Linked DNA regions of Homo sapiens: region 2 is linked to region 1. Evidence: read pairs that join two places in POLR2A ChIA-PET (ENCODE). Cell type or tissue: B cell. All regions are shown on one strand.

Region 1 (8,000 bases):
CCAATCCAAAAAAGGCTGCTTACTGCATGACATTTTGGAAAAGGCAAAACTATGGAGACAGTAAAAATATCGGTGGTTGCTAAGGGTTGGAGCCTGGGGTTAGTGCAGTGAAAATACTCTGCATGATACTGTCATGGTGGATACATTTCACTATACATTTGTGCAAACCCGTAGGATGAATAACACCGAGAGCACTAATATAAACTATGGGCTTTGGGGGATATGATGTGTCAGTATGGCGTCATCAGTTGTAACGAGTGCACCCCTCTGGTGCAGGATGTTGATAATGGTAAAGGTTATGCATCTGTGGGGACAAGTATATGAGGTATCTGTTTACCTTCCTCTCCATGTTGCTGTGAACCTAAAACTGATCTTGAAAAAAAAAATCTTGGCCAGGCGCAGTGGCTCACGCCTGTAATCCTAGCACTTTGGGAGGCCAAGGTGAGCTGATCACCTGAGGTTGGGAGTTCGAGACCAGCCTGACCAACAATGGAGAAACCCTGTCTCAACTAAAAATACAAAATTAGCCAGGTGTGGTGGCACATGCCTGTAATCCCAGCTACTCGGGAGGCTGAGGCAGGAGAATGGCTTGAACCCGGGAGGCAGAGGTTATGGTGAGCCAAAATCGTGCTACTGCACTCCAGCCTGGGCGACAAGAGCGAAACTCTGCCTCAAAAAAAAAAAAAATTTTTTTTTTTTACTTTTACCATGTTAAACTCCTGAGAGCAAGATGGGTCACCAAGAACTGTACTGGAGCCACCCGCGAAAATTTGGCCGCGGTTCTCGCTCTTGTCGCGTCTGCTCAAACCAGCACGGTCTGATCCGGAAATACGGCCTCAATAAGTGCAGCCAGTGTTTCCGTCAGTATGTGAAGGATATCGGTTTCATTAAGTTGAACTAAATGATCTTCCTTCAAAGGATAATCCAAGGCATCTACCCAATGAAAAACCATGATGCTTTTTTGTACATAAAATAAACATTTATTTTTAAAAAATCTTTAATTAAAAAAAAAGAGAAAAGAAACTTCATCAGAGTAGAAAAGAGTTCATAGAAGAGGTGTATCATGGAGGAAGTAGCATTTGAAATGATCCTTGACAGAACTGCCAGACAGCCTTAGTAAGAGCAGCATTCCAGAAGGAGCAATGAGCACTAATAAAGCAATAGTGGTGGAGAGAGAATGTTGAGTAACTAGTTTTCCTCACAAAGTTTTGCATAGGGGAGAGATTAAGCTTTAAACGTGGGTTAGATCCCTGCTGTCTAAGGCCTTCGATGTCAGGGAGAGGTTTTTTTGTTTTGTTTTGTTTTTTGTTTTGTTTTTTTTGACACGGAGTCTTGCTCTGTCGCCCAGGCTGGAGTGCAGTGGTGCGATCTCGGCTCACTGCAAGCTCCGCCTCCTGGGTTCACGCCATTCTCCTGCCTCAGCCTCCTGAGTAGCTGGGACTACACAGGGAAAGAGTTTTAATTCCATTCCTCCATTATCATAATCATCATGCTTTTTCCTTTTTTTGGAGACGGAGTCTCACTCTGTCACCCAGGTTGGAGTGCAGTGGCACGATCTCGGCTCACTGAACCTCCGCCTTTTGGGTTCAAGCAATTCTCCTGCCTCAGCCTCCCGAGTAGCTGGGACTACAGGCGCATGCCACCATACCCAGCTAATTTTTTATTTTTAGTAGAGACAAGGTTTCACCGTGTTGGCCAGGCTGGGCCTGGAGTTCTCGAACTCCTGACCTCAGGTGATTCACCTGCCTCGGCCTCCCAAAGTGCTGGGATTACAGGTGTGAGCCACCATGTCCAGCCAGATCATCATGCATTTTTAACGTAAAGGCCCAAGAACAATTACACCATTAATTGTTGACAAGTAATGGCCCCAGACCAGAAAATACATTCAGTCAGAAAAGACTTCATTTTGCAGAGGGCAACACTAATGACAGCATCAAATTGCATTCATGGGCTATAACAGAGTCCAGAATTTTGCATTTGTTCCCATGTGTCTTAATGTTTATTAAATCCAATCCAAACATTTCCACTACACTCTTGCTCTACTTCTCCCCAGATTGTCTCATGTATTTATCTAGAGATCCCAGCGGTAGCCTTACACACCAACATCACAAACCATCTGTGCCTCCTCTCAGGTATGGAAAGGGAATCCTATCAGGCCTGGGAACTCTAAATACCAAAACCAAACACTGTATATTCCACAAATATGATTTCCTTTTCCTTCAGCAGACAGTGCAGTCACAGTATGAAGGTCAACAGTGGTGTACGATCCATACTAGGAATTTTACAGGCATAAATATTTATTTTTAAAATTTTAGGTGCAAAGTAACAGGAGGAGTACATACAGCAGCATTGGGACACCTTAGGAAGGTAGTAATTAAACTTTTTCTGAAGTTGCTCTGTAATTCTAGCATTCTGGGAATTATGCCTTTCATGTGTATTCCTCCAAATCAGTTGAGGTTCCAAAATATACCCAAGTAGAGTATTTGAGAAATTCTAGTTGCAGGTGGGATCTGACTGCTTTGCATTGTGCTATATACATCAATCTATTAATATTAGTTGTTCCCTTTTTGGAACACAGTAGGAAATAAACAGACAAATTAGCAAATAGCTTACAAGAGAGATGGTGGCTTCATGTCTTCTACAGAAGTCTTACTTGAGGCTCTACAACTTGCCTTTACTTATTCTTATTCTTTTGATTCTATTTAATATAATTCAGTCTTACAAAACTGTTTTTAAGCCATGCATGATATAAACTAGAACTTAGATATCTCGACTTCTTAATATTATATGCTTAATTTTATGTGCTCCATAAAATAATTATAAGGAAGCAATAATTTTCTTTCTTTCTTTTTTTTTTTTTTGAGCTGGAGTCTCACTGTGTCACCAGGCTGGAGTGCAGTGGCACAATCTCAGCTCACTGCAAGCTCCACCTCCCGGGTTCACGCCATTCTCCTGCTTTAGCCTCCTGAGTAGCTGGGACTACAGGCGCCTGCCACCACCCCCGGCTAATTTTTTGTATTTTTAGTAGAGACAGGGTTTCACCATGTTAGCCAGGATGGTCTTGATCTCCTGACCTCGTGATTGAGGCCTCGGCCTCCCAAAGTGCTGGGATTACAGGCGTGAGCCACCGCGCCCAGCAGGAAGCAATAATTTTCATAACAACTGATATTTATTTTTTATAAGTTCACATTCACAACCATTTTCCCACTATCGAATTAGCAAAAATTTAAAAAACATTGTTGGTGAGACTATCATGAGATAAACATTTTCATTCACTGATGCTGTGAATTTAAATCAGAACAAACTTTCTCAAAAACAATTTGGCAAAAATGTATCAAGAATTTAAAACATCTATTCCATTTGTCTCAATTATATACATATGCACAAACAGAGCTAAAAGAAATGCCCCACCCCTTGCCAAGTCAAGGTGTTAATGATAGTTATTTCTTGGTGATGGGATAATAGGTAGTTTTTATTTTGGAATTATATTTAAAAATTTTATAACCAGTGAGAAAGTATTACTCACTGATTATAGCTATTTTAATCACTGAAGAATATTTATACAGGCCGGGCACAGTGGCTCATGCCTGTAATCCCAGCACTTTGGGAAGCCAAGGTGGAGGGATCACTTAAGGTCAGGAGTTCGAGACCAGACTGGCCAACATGGTGAAAACCCGTCTCTACTAAAAATACAAAAATTAGTCAGGCGTGGTAGCGTGGGCCTGTAGTCTCAGCTAACAAGGAGGCCAAGGCAGGAGAATCGCTTGAACCCAGGAGGCGGAGGTTGCAGTGAGCCGAGATCACACCACTGCATTCCAGCCTGGGAGACACAGTGAAGCGCCGTCTCAAAAAAAAAATACAAAAAAAAAAGAATATTTATGGAGAATTTTAATAAAACAAAATATTCACAATATGTAGTAAAAAACACTATATTTTATAAAGAATATAATAGCAACTAATTTTGTATGTATATAACTGTGTATATGTATAAATATATGATCATTCACCTAATAAATACATCTGCTTAGCAAGGCCTAAAATGAGGAACAAGCAAATCAAATCTAAAACCAAGTTAGCATTTTTGGAATATGTATTATGTGTTATTTTTAATTTCTGGTTTTATTTAGTTTTTCATTTTTTTAACACTGAGCTTGTATTGCTTTAATATTTAAAAAAATACTATTACACAATCAATTAGAAAAAAATCTCTGCCGAGCATGATTATATCATACATGTGTTCACTGCACTGTTGCAGATCCCTCACTGCACTGTTACAGATCCCATCAAGTTGTCAGCTTCCTCATTATAAAGTAAGGGGATTTGGCCAGGTGCAGTGGCTCACGCCTGTAATCCCAGACTTTGGGAGGCTGAGGTGGATCGCCTGAGGTCAGGAGTTTGAGACCAGCCTGGCCAACATAGTGAACACCACCCCCGCCCCACAGCCTGTCTCTACTAAAAATACAAAAGTTAGTGTAGTGGCAGGTGCCTGTCTCTACTAAAATTAGTGTAGTAGCAGGTGCCCCATCTCTACTAAAAATTCAAAAATTAGTGTAGTGGCAGGTGCCTGCAATCCCAGCTACTCAGAAGGCTGAGGAGAATTGCTTGAACCCTGGAGGCGGAGGTTGCAGTGAGCTGAGATCGCACCATTGCACCAGCCTGGGTGACAAGAATGAAACTTTGTCTAGTCCCAGCTACTCAGAAGGCTGAGGCATGAGAATTGCTTGAACCCAGGAGGTGGAGGTTGCAGTGAGCCGAGATCGCATCACTGGACTCCAGCCTGGGCGACAGAGTGAGACTCTGTCTCAAAAATAAATAAATAAATAAAAATAATATTATATAATATAATAAGGGGATTATATTTGGTGTTCTCTAAGACACCTTCCAGCTCTAAAATCCTCTAAGTCCATGAACCATACAGCAGACATCTAGTAAATAGTTATTAAAATAATGGACCAGGCTGGGCACGGTGGCTCACACCTGTAATGCCAGCCCTTTGGGAGGCTGAGGCAGGTGGATCACTTGAGGTCAGGAGTTCGAAACTAGCCTGACCAACATGGTGAAATCCTGTCTCTACTAAAAATACAGAATTAGCCAGGCATGGTGGTGCATGCCTGTAATCCCAGCTACTTGGGAGGCTGAGGCAGGAGAATCGCTTGAACCCAGGAGGCAGAGGTTGCAGTGAGCTGAGATCACACCACTGTACTCCAGGCTGGGCAATGAGAACAAAACTCCGTCTCAAAAAAAAAAAGGAGCATTCTATTGTAAGTCTCAGAAGACTCCAACCTTGAGGTGTCAAGGTGTGGTAATCAGAGAATGGCCTTGGCATTAAGGAAACAGCTGGAATCCTGGCTGTGTCTCACTTTCCTCATTTGAGCAGTGGGGATAATAACACCTCTCTCAAAAGACTGAAAAGGAACTGAAATGTAATCAGTCTGCAGGCCTTGTGTGTTGGCTTGCATGGAGTAGATGCTTCATACATGATAGTTTTCTCCTCAATAATCCAAGGCTTGATCTGTCAGATTGCACTGAACCATCAGTTTGCAATCCCTGGATCTAAGCTCCCCTTTTGGCCCCCCACATCTGGAAGTGGAAGGGTCCCATTTGTGAGGACTAAGTGATATTTAGCTTTGGGATGTTGAGACGGGGTTCCGGAGAGATGTGCGTGCAGCAGCCAGAGCAGCCAGGGCAAGTCCTCTGATCCCGAGCACAGAGAACAAGGCAGCAGGGTCAGCCGGGGCAGGGGTGGAGGAGAAGCTTGGTCCTGTGTCTTCCTTCGCGCCTGCTTGTCCACCCACCCACCAAACTTTCTTCATCCTCCCCTCCCTTCCTTCAGAAGACATCAACGATGCAGATTACCTGGCAGTCCCCGTGCTGGGTAACAGAGTTTGAAAACTGAATACGATATTGGCTCTGGGCCGGGCACAGTGGCGCGTATCTGTAATCCCAGCACTTTGGGAAGCTGAGGCAGGAGGATCGCTTGAGCTGAGGAGTTCAAGACAAACCTGGGCAACATATCGAGAACTCCTCGCTACTAAAAAAAAATCAAAGTAATTAGCTGGGTGTGGTGGTGGACACCTGTGGTCCCAGCTACTTAGGTAGCTGAGGTGGGAGGATCACCTGAGCCTAGGAGGTCGAGGCTGCAGTGAGCCTCACTGTACTGCAGCCTAAGCAAGTAACAGAGTGAGACCCTGTCTCAAAAAAAGATATTGGCTCTGCTTTTAAGGATCTCTGGTCTTCTAGGGGAGGCAGATAATAAATAAAAATCACACCGGGCATGGTGGCTCACTCCTGTAATCCCAGCACTTTGGGAGGCCAAGGCGGGTGGATCACGAGGTCAGGTGTTCAAGACCAGCCTGGACAACATGGTGAAACCCCATCTCTACTAAAAATATTAAAAAAAATTAGTTGGGCATGATGGTGGGTGCCTGTAATCCCAGCTACTCGAAAGGCTGAGCCAGGAGAATCGCTTGAACCCCAGAGGCGGAGGTTGCAGTAAGCCGAGATCGCGACATTGCACTCCAGCCTGGGCAACAAGAGTGAAACTCCATCTCAAAAATAAATAAATTAAATAAATAAATAAATATCACAAGCCTGCCCACATGATCAGCCCTGCACACCAGTGAGGTCCACAGGAAGGAGGACTCAGATCTGTTGGAGGGGGCTGGTGGGCTATGGGACATGGTGAGAGACGGCTTCCCAAAGGCGATCCCCTCAATGTCATTTTTCTTTCTAACGGAAGTGGATTTTGCCCTAGGGATCAAGATGTGCTTGAGGTGGGGAGGGGAACACCCCATCAGGAACTCCCAGTGGAGATGTGAATAGTCCGGCTCCTCCATGACGGAACCTTGGGGAACTCCTCTCACCAGAGAGAAGGGTGTGACGAAAGGGGGTTTAAGACCATATCCCGAGGAGCGTGAATCACAGTTACAAAGTAGAAACAGTCTGGTGAAGGCAATGGGCCATTCCCTGAAGTAGTTTAAAGTTCGGAGGGACACAAACACACCTGTATTTTACGGAGCAAACTCAGAGGAAGGTGCTTCACAGTTTGGCGGTGGGACAGACTGGAGCCTAGGAGGCCAGCTGCAGGGCCAGGCATCCAGCATGGGGTGATGAGGTGGGTCAGGCTCAGGGAGAAGCAGGAAGGAGAAGCGACAGCACGCAGGAATGCAGGGGTGGCTGGGAGCTGCTGTCGCCATTCCTGAGGTGTGTAGCCGTGGACATTGCCTGGCTGAGTAACTCTGGGCATTGTTTAGCTTAGTTTGTTGCTGATACTGCCTGGAGAGATCATATGGTCACTAGCTTGTTTCCCATTGTTGTGTGTGACTCTGGGAAAGGGTCTTCTGCCTCTTTCTTTCTTTCTTTCTTTTATTTCTCTTGAATATTGCCATTTGTATTCAAAGTTGCAATTCTCCTAAACCAATTAGAGAGAGTTCTGATCTGGAGACTAGCTCCAGAAATTCACTAACTTCCTATTTATCTTTCTTTTATCTCCATTCTATGAAATTTTCCAGCAATAATACTATTCTCCAGAAACGCATTCTAGGTGAGACCTTTTTTTTTTTTTGAGACAGAGCTTCGCTCTGTCACCCAGTATGGAGTGCAGTGGGACGATCTCGGCTCACTGCAACCTCCGCCTCCCGGGTTCAAGTGATTCTCCTGCGTCAGCCTCCCAAAGTGCTGGGATGATTACAGGCATGAGCCACCGCGCCAGGCCTAAGTGAGACCTTTTTTAGTCTCCATATTTGAGAAAAAACATAGTAATAAATGCTTTTTTTGTCCAAACACACTAACGTGTGACTTCTGGAGAGTGACTGAAATTCAGATACTGGAAGTCTACTATGGTTTGAAGGTTTGTGTTCCCTCTAAATCTCATGTTTTGAAACATAATCACCAATGTCACAGTGTTAAGAAGTGGGGCTGGCTGGGCAGAGTGGCTCATGCCGATAATCCCAGCACTTTGGGAGGCCGAGGCCGGCAGATCACAAGGTCAGGAGATGGAG
Region 2 (8,000 bases), 650 kb after region 1:
TCCAAAACAACCCCATTTCCATTTTTTATGGTGATACAAGATTGATAAATCAGAAGACTATAATAGATACTATCTTTGTTGATGTTAATAAGACATTTAATGATCTCTCAATAATTTTGTAGACAAAGAGGACAATTTCGTACTTGAAATATGTTAAAAGAGGCAAAGGCAATGGTCATACTTGTTTAAAGCACAGGCTTTGGAGTCTGTATGAGCTTTATTTTTAAAATTGTAAATTGACAAATTATAATTGTATGTATTTATGGGATATAAAAAGATGTTACAAAGTATGTATAAAATATGGAATGATTAAGGAATAAGGATTTGAAATGATAGATATGTTTATTAAACCAAACTAATGAACATATTCATCATTTCAAATCCTTTTTGTTGGGGCAGGGTGCAGTGGCTCATGCCTGTAATCCCAGCAAGTTGGGTGGCTGAGGCAGGCGGATTGCTTGAGTCTAGGAGTTCAAGACCAGTTTAGGCAATGTGGCAAAACCCCGTCTCTACAAAAAATACAAAAAAATTAGCCGGGTGTGGTGGTGTGCGCCTGTGGTCCCAGCTATTTGGGAGGCTGAGGTGGGAGGATTGCTTGAGCTTGGCAGGTTGAGGCTGCAGTGAGCGATGATTTTGCCACTGCAGTCCAGCCTCGGTGACAGAGTGAGACTTTATCTAAAAAAAAAAAGAAAAAAAATTCCATATTATTCTTAGTGGTGAGAACCTTTGAAATTTACTCTTAGCAATTTTGAAATATACAATACACTATTATTAACTGTAGTCATCATGCTGTACAGTATATCTCAAAAACTTATTCCTCCTGTCTGAATGAAACTTTTTACCCTTTGACTAGCATCTCCCCATTCCCTTCACTCCCTCAACCTCTGGTAACCACCATTCTACTTAGTATGAGCTTTTAATATGAAAAACACAAAGAGTGTAGTGTATCTGGTGAATGTAAGAGCTTATGATAACACTAGTAGTTGGTTTTTTTTTTTTTTTGAGACGAAATTTTGCTCTTATTGTCCAGGCTGGAGTGCAATGGCCTGGTCTTGGCTCACTGCAACCTCCGCCTTCCGGGTTAAAGTGATTCTCCTGTCTTAGCCTCCCAAGTAGCTGGGATTACAGGCTCCTGCCACCATGCCCGGCTAATTTTTGTATTTTTAGTAGAGACAGGGTTTCACCCTGTTGGTCAGGCTGGTCTCTAACTCCTGATCTCAGGCAGTCCGCCAACCTAGGCCTCCCAAAGTGCTGGGATTACAGGCGTGAGCCACCGCACCCGGCCCACTACTAGTATTAACACGTGGATTTGTAGCTTGTTGTACAAAATATTGAAAGGATAATTAATAATTTGATGTCAACAGGAAGTGGATGCTCCTAGGTTATGTTATAGGGACTTGACTCTATATTTAGAGTTGTTCACTTTTTTTTTTGGTCAGCACTTTTAATGTTTTTTTAGGTCCACAAATAATTAAAATCTGGAAAGAATGGCTAGCGTGTTGGATAGCAGAATTGACATTTAAAGATCTTTATTTTCTCAAGCAATAGATTGAGACTAACAAGATGAAAGTTAACACAGTTAAACATAAAAGAATAAGGCTTAACATGTTTACTATTAGTACTTTGGAGAAAGTCACTCTTAATAATTTGTGTGATAAAGATCTAAGTTTTAGTTATTTGCAAACTTAATAGTGTGATGTGCCAACCCCGCACTCCCTGGCACTCCCTAGGGCAATAATAGATTTCATTAGTGGCCATATAATGTCTAGAATGAGGATCCAATTTACTGTTTTGTGTTCAGTTCTCATTTATGAATAGAACGAGGTTGCCAGGATCCTAAGACATCTGAAAACCATGCTAAGGAAAGCTGGACTATTTAAAATGGAAAAAAGACGTGGTGTTTCCTTTAGGTATCTGAAGAGTACCTGAAAGAAATTATATTTATTTTGCATATGGCTGAAGGAAGAACTAGATTCAGTAGTTGGGAGTAGTGAACTTTTGCCACTGTGCATGGTAAGTGTCCAGGTTGTGTCTGAATGTCCACCTGTCATGGTTATTGAGGACAGATGCCTGCATTGGGTGATGCGTTATATAGACTTGGGGACTTCTAAGTTTTCTTTTAATTCTAAATCTGTGAACTGAAAAATCTAGATCTAGAATTAAAAAGAAATTATAATCCTTTAGCCTACTCAGTGAGAATATTACAGAGGAGGTTCCAGCATTAGGAAGAAGATAATTATTAAATTGACCTCTTAGGTCATTTGCAGTCTTATAATTTGAAGACTTTAAAAGTCTCTTAATAAATATTACTGGCTTTCACAGTTCTCTCTTAGTTTTTAACATACTAACGAGTTATTCTTTTTACATTTTTTCTTGTGAAGTTGAAGCGTAATAGTTTGCTGAGTGTTATAGTCAAGATGAACACTGATTATCAGAAAATAAAGATTTCCAGGGAGACTGGTAGTTACGTGAAAAAATAATAGAATTCTTTTGCCTCTGGTTTTCATTCCCTTTGTATAAATACAAATGGGAATGGTTTTTATCTTTACATTGAAATTAAAGGTAGTACTTATTAAATATTTTCTTATGGATTGTCCTATATTGTTTCAGGCTGAGGAAAATTGGATTTATAAAATTGGTTGAAATATCTGTACTTTAAAAAATACTACTTATGCTTTCTGTCTGAAGTGAGAAAACCCTATTTTCAGAAGCTCGTAAAACTGGCTTAATTTTTCATTATTGGTCTTGGAGAATTGTACAGTTAAAATATATTTTATTATGTATTACAAGCAGGATTCTGAACTATTCTTGGAAAGTTAGCAAGTAAAACCTAGAGAAGAAGGTGAAAATCACGGCTTCCGTAAATCTCTAGATGTAGTTTTCCGTGTATAGGAAAACATGGGATAGAGGAGCAAGTTAAACACACCATGAGAAAACAATGGATTGTACTCCGAATGTGGGACATTGCACAGAACATTTGACCTGGGTTCTTTTAAATTCATGTTATGAAAAGAAAAAAAGACAGGAGATCTGTTCTAGATTAAAAGAGAATGAAGAGATACAGGAACCAAATGCCATGTGTGAACTTGATTGCATCGAGGCTTAAGAAGAAAAACTGTGGATTAAAAACATTTTGGAGACAGTTGGATAAACTTGAGTATGGGCTAATTCTGTGCTATTAAGACATTGTTAATTTTCTCAAATATGTAAATAATTTTGTGGCTATAGAGAAGAATACCTTTATTTTTATGAGAGTTGTGCTGATGTCCTAGTGGTAAAGTGTCATGATGTGTGTAACTTTGAATGATCGGGGGGAAGAAACATACACATATATGGCAAATCCTTAACAATTGTTGAACTCAGGTGGATGGTATACAGCATTTTCTGTAGGTTTGAATTTTTTTCATAACTAAATGGGGAAAATCCACCATTTCTGGAGTCTCATATAGATACAATTAAGCTTTAGTGTGAGAAGGCTGGTAAAGAACAATACATTAATTGAACTAATAGGATTTGGTGTTACTCATTCCTGTGAGGGAAGAGTAGAAATAAAGTGTAACATCTATCTTGCCCACATACTCGATTTTATTGTATTTGGCATAGTGCACTTGAACTTTCTAAATAAAATATTTTCTTTGTTTCCTGGTTGGAAGGATGAGCATATTGGCTTATAAACATAGTAACTTTTAAAGCCCAGTTGTTTATAAATGTACTTGGAGAAAATTTTGTGGAGATCCTTTACCGTAAAGGAGTTTACATGCATCATGTTTTAATTTGCATAGTGGAAAGAACCTCATTTGAGCTATGCTTGGTCACAGACCTAGAGAAAGTTCACGGGGAAGTAAAGAGTAAGTTTCACTTGTAAGAAAAGTATTTAATATATTAAAAGCATTCAGAGTGTGTTCAGTTAATGTCTAGCAAAAATTTGGCAGTGTTTGATATAATTTTTGAAAAACAAAAACACTTATTTGGAACTAATACAAATACTGATGAGTTTTATCTTTATTCCTGCCAATGTCACTTCTGTATTAATTTGTTTTATAGCTTATATTCTGAAATTTGAAAAAAGTTTATATTGTTTTATCAGGTGGGTTCTGTATGAACTGCTTTGTGCATAGGCAAAGTGATTATTTGTTAAATCATCAAGTTACATGTGAAAAGAACTGTAATCTTTTAGGATGGTCGTACAAGTATCTGAAGATTTAATTTTCATAAACCGGTTGGTTTTGGTAAGAGAAAAACATTTCTCTATCTGACATTTGAATTAAGGAGAATTGTTTTCACGGCTCTATTGTGTTATTAATGCAAGTCTGCTTAAGTTTAGTATGAAGTGCATAGAACAAGTATAAAGAGGCATTTTTACCCAAAGCTTTCTTGAATTTGCCGGGCAGTGATGGGTTTAGTATGAGTAATATTTTGTGTGTGGGCGTATTCTCTATATAATTATGCTGACATGTTATAGTCATATGTCTCTACTTTTGTTCCTCCTCTCTGTTGTCTCCCTGGTATGCAGAGTATTTGATTTCTGACACTGGAGGACAACAGCTCTCAATAAGTGACGCTTTCATCAAAGGTAATTTTATAAAAAGCTGTATGTGGAATGGTGTCTCTTTTTTTCATGAGGATATACTTAGGGCTTAGCACATTGATTAGCACAGAGAAGGTGCTGAAAATATATTTGATTATGGTGGTATCATGGGAACACAGTTTTTAATATATATAATGATTTAGAGAATGTTGAGAACCAAGAATGTAAACTTGGACTTGGTTTGCGAGAAGGAGGTCTCTGATGTGAAAAGTAATTGTTTAAAAACTTTTAAGTAGAATTTGAACTTAATTCTTTTAAAGACATAGTTTACACTTAACTGTATTGTGAATATAATATTAAGTATTGATATAAATATCATCAAGGATTGTCAAATTTGTCAAAAAGCCCACAGGCAGATCTCCAGTTAAGGATGCTGCTTGCCCTGTGGAGTGAGGAAGAGAAGCAGGCAGTAGAGGTTAAAGAACTAACTCTGATGATAAATTTCTTTTGGACACAAAAGGAGATTAGCCTTCTCCTATTCCTTCCCTACTTAGCTTAGCTTAGCTTCCTAGAGTAAAGACATTCTTAGTCCATAGTACTCCACTGGTTAGGCCTCAGATAATGGGAGAAAATTTCTCTTCCTTCTTGGCTCCCACGGTTTCAGATCAAAGAGAGAAGGCAAGCGGGTACAAGGAGCCACTGCAGCTTATCTGATAGCTTGGCAGTGCTTCTAAATTCATCTCCAAGCATCTGGTTCGGCTAGAAGTTTACAGAGTGGCCCTTTATGTAATTGAAATGTGCAATTCTTGTACTTCACATGTCATGGACATATACTTTACTGTGTAATCTGCTGGGCTGTTTGGTGGAAGTTTTTTTGTTTGTTTGTTTTGCTTTTAAGAGGGGACAGGTTAGAGAATTTTTGTAAGCATTTCCCACTTCTTTTCTTTCCACTTATTTGGTCAGATTATTCAACAGTTATTTAGTGAACATATTTTTTTGTTAAGCATTTATTATTTATTTTTTGTCTTATCTATTTTCATTCATCCTTTAAAAAATTTAAAGATTTTACACAAATTCTACATAAATGCTATTTATTATGTTTTAATATTTATGTTTTTGAGTCTGTCTTGCTAAAATTTTGTTAAAAAACCCCTGTGCCAATATTGAAAGAGAAACACTATTGAGGATTGTCTGAATAGACTTTCTACACTGTCATCTGTTGTTTTGTGATATCTGAGCTGAGCTTCTTTCTTGAAAATTCATCACTCTCGCTATCATGTGTTCTTTTGCCAGCATTCAGATTTCTGTTGAATGCAGTTTTCAGTTTGTGATTTTTTTTTTTTTTTTTTTGAGATGGAGTCTCGCTCTGTCACTCAGGTTGGAGTGCAGTGGTGCGATCTTGGCTCACTGCAATCTCTGCCTCCTAGGTTCAAGTGATTCTCCTGCCTCAGCCTCCCTTGTAGCTGGGATTACAGGCGTGTGCCAACACGCCCAGCTAATTTTTGTGTTTTTAGCAGAGATGGAGTTTCGCCATGTTGGCCAGGCTGGTCTCGAACTCCTGACCTCAGGTGATCTGCCCACCTCGGCCTCCCAAAGTGTTGGAATTACAGGCGTGAGCTACCACGCGCGGCCCAGTTTGTGATTTTAAAGGGGAAATTAACACCCTCGTTTTTAAAAATTAAAAGGAGAAGCAAAAGTTTCATTTTATTTGCTTTTCAGAAGCTGTGCTTATAATTATTGGCTTGAGAGTCTTAGTTACGTACATTTGATTTTCACAGTTCTGTTTCTGATTTTGGCTGTTGCCAATTACTGCTCTTCTTAATTCTTGCATTTCTGTATTTTTAGTGTATTTTATGTATTTGTAAGTATTTTCTTATGCATTTTATTTATATGTTTATTACATGTTCTTGCCTTTTTACACCAATAATTTATGTTGGCTAACTTAAAACATTTATAAAGACAAAGGGCAATTTCTAAATATATGAGTAGATGGTATAAAACAGGACAATGAAGTAATAACTTCTTATTTTATATTGTACTTAGAATCCTTATTTAATCGCCGAGTAGAGGAAAAATCCAAAGAGCTGCCTTTCACACCTTTGGGCTGGCATCATAACAACCTGGAGCTCCTGAGGGAGGAGAATGGGGAGAAACAAGCCATGGAGAGGTTGCTGTAAGGCAATGAAATTTTTAATTTTAATTTTTCACTTTTATTATCTTCAGTGACTTGATAAGCATATGCATCATTCCTCTTAAAAAGGGAGGTCTTTTTCTTTTTCCTTAGAAAGTAAAAAAATACTAAGGTTACTTAGGAAATACAGTCTATTTTGACTTGTGATTAAATTTCTTATAAAACCAAGAGCCCCGGCTGGGTGCAGTGGCTCACGCCTGTAATCCCAGCACTTTGGGAGGCTGAGGCGGGAGGATCACAAGCTCAGAAGGTTGAGACCAGCCTGGCCAACATGGTAAAACCCCGTCTCTACTAATAATACAAAAATTAGCCAGGCGTGGTGGCGCTGGCCTGTAATCCCAACTACTCAGAGGCTGAGACAGGAGGATTGCTTGAACTCAAGAGGCGGAGGTTGCAGTGAGCTGAGATCGCGCCACTGCACTCCAACCTAGGCAACAGAGCAAGACTTCGTCTCAGAGAAAAAAAACAAAAACAAAAGCCCCAAACTGTGCTTGTCTGTCCCCATTTTACGTGTTAAAATTTCATTTCAGTCAATTGCAGGGGACTTCTTAGTGGAAGATATTCAGATTTCATTTATATGCAAAATCCTTAAGGTACAGATATAATGAAAGAATGATATTGACCTAGAAAATCTTATCTGTGAGCCGTAATTGAAATGTTTATTTCTTTGTAGGCTGTTTGTTTTATCATCAGAATTATTGTCTCTGGCAGTATTAACTATGCAAACTTCTTTCTTATAATATTTTTGTAGTTCAGCTAATCATAACCACATGATGGCACTACTCCAGCAGTTGCTCCATAGTGACTCACTGTCATCATCTTGGAGGGACATCATCGTGTCATTGGTCTGCCAGGTTGTTCAGACAGTCCGACCTGATGTCAAGAACCAGGATGATGACATGGATATCCGTCAGTTTGTCCACATCAAAAAAGTGAGCTCTGCTAATGTTTTACTAATGCTAGGAACTGATGAGGCAGGACTGATTGTAATTTTTGTCTTAATGGTAATCTGAAAAGAGTCATTACCCTGAGGGGTGCTAGGTGAGGAGTAGGAGGTTTTGCTGTCTGCTTTGTTAGCAGCGCACTTAGGAGTCATGGAAGCCACGCATAGGAAGTGAAAGGTCAATGGAAAGGATGAGTTATATCGGAGATGAGTTGGGAACCCAAACAGAGATAGGTTCTTCCTTTCTTGCTTCCTCTTCTTGACAAGTCAGCTATGAGAAAGCCTGTTCTCACAGATTGTGATCACTGTTTGGAGGAAAAGCAGTGGGTAATTTGCTT

The links. Peaks named below come from ENCODE experiments on the same cell type or tissue, not always from the same donor. Only the 100,000 strongest peaks of a DNase experiment are listed, where the experiment ranks them.
Region 2: POLR2A ChIA-PET joins it to region 1 with 5 read pairs; 2 of 35 experiments call an interaction of 5 or more read pairs at or near these places.

What each region holds. Positions count from the first base shown.
Region 1 is chr2:207,654,051-207,662,050 of GRCh38, forward strand. It overlaps the pseudogene RPS29P9. Among named protein-coding and RNA genes, the nearest start is that of LINC01857, 4.3 kb to the right of the region's middle. In B cell, no CTCF peak of the experiment used is centred here; a DNase peak (open chromatin) is centred at 7,884; H3K4me3 peaks cover 434 bases; H3K27ac peaks cover 1,872 bases.
Region 2 is chr2:208,307,723-208,315,722 of GRCh38, forward strand. PIKFYVE (phosphoinositide kinase, FYVE-type zinc finger containing) reads left to right here. Exons shown (of 42, transcript NM_015040.4): 13 at 4,514-4,573; 14 at 6,572-6,701; 15 at 7,471-7,651. Among named protein-coding and RNA genes, the nearest start is that of PIKFYVE, 45 kb to the left of the region's middle. In B cell, a CTCF peak has its summit at 7,486 (motif pointing right); DNase peaks (open chromatin) are centred at 3,799, 4,429, 5,203 and 7,749; H3K4me3 peaks cover 4,870 bases; H3K27ac peaks cover 7,253 bases.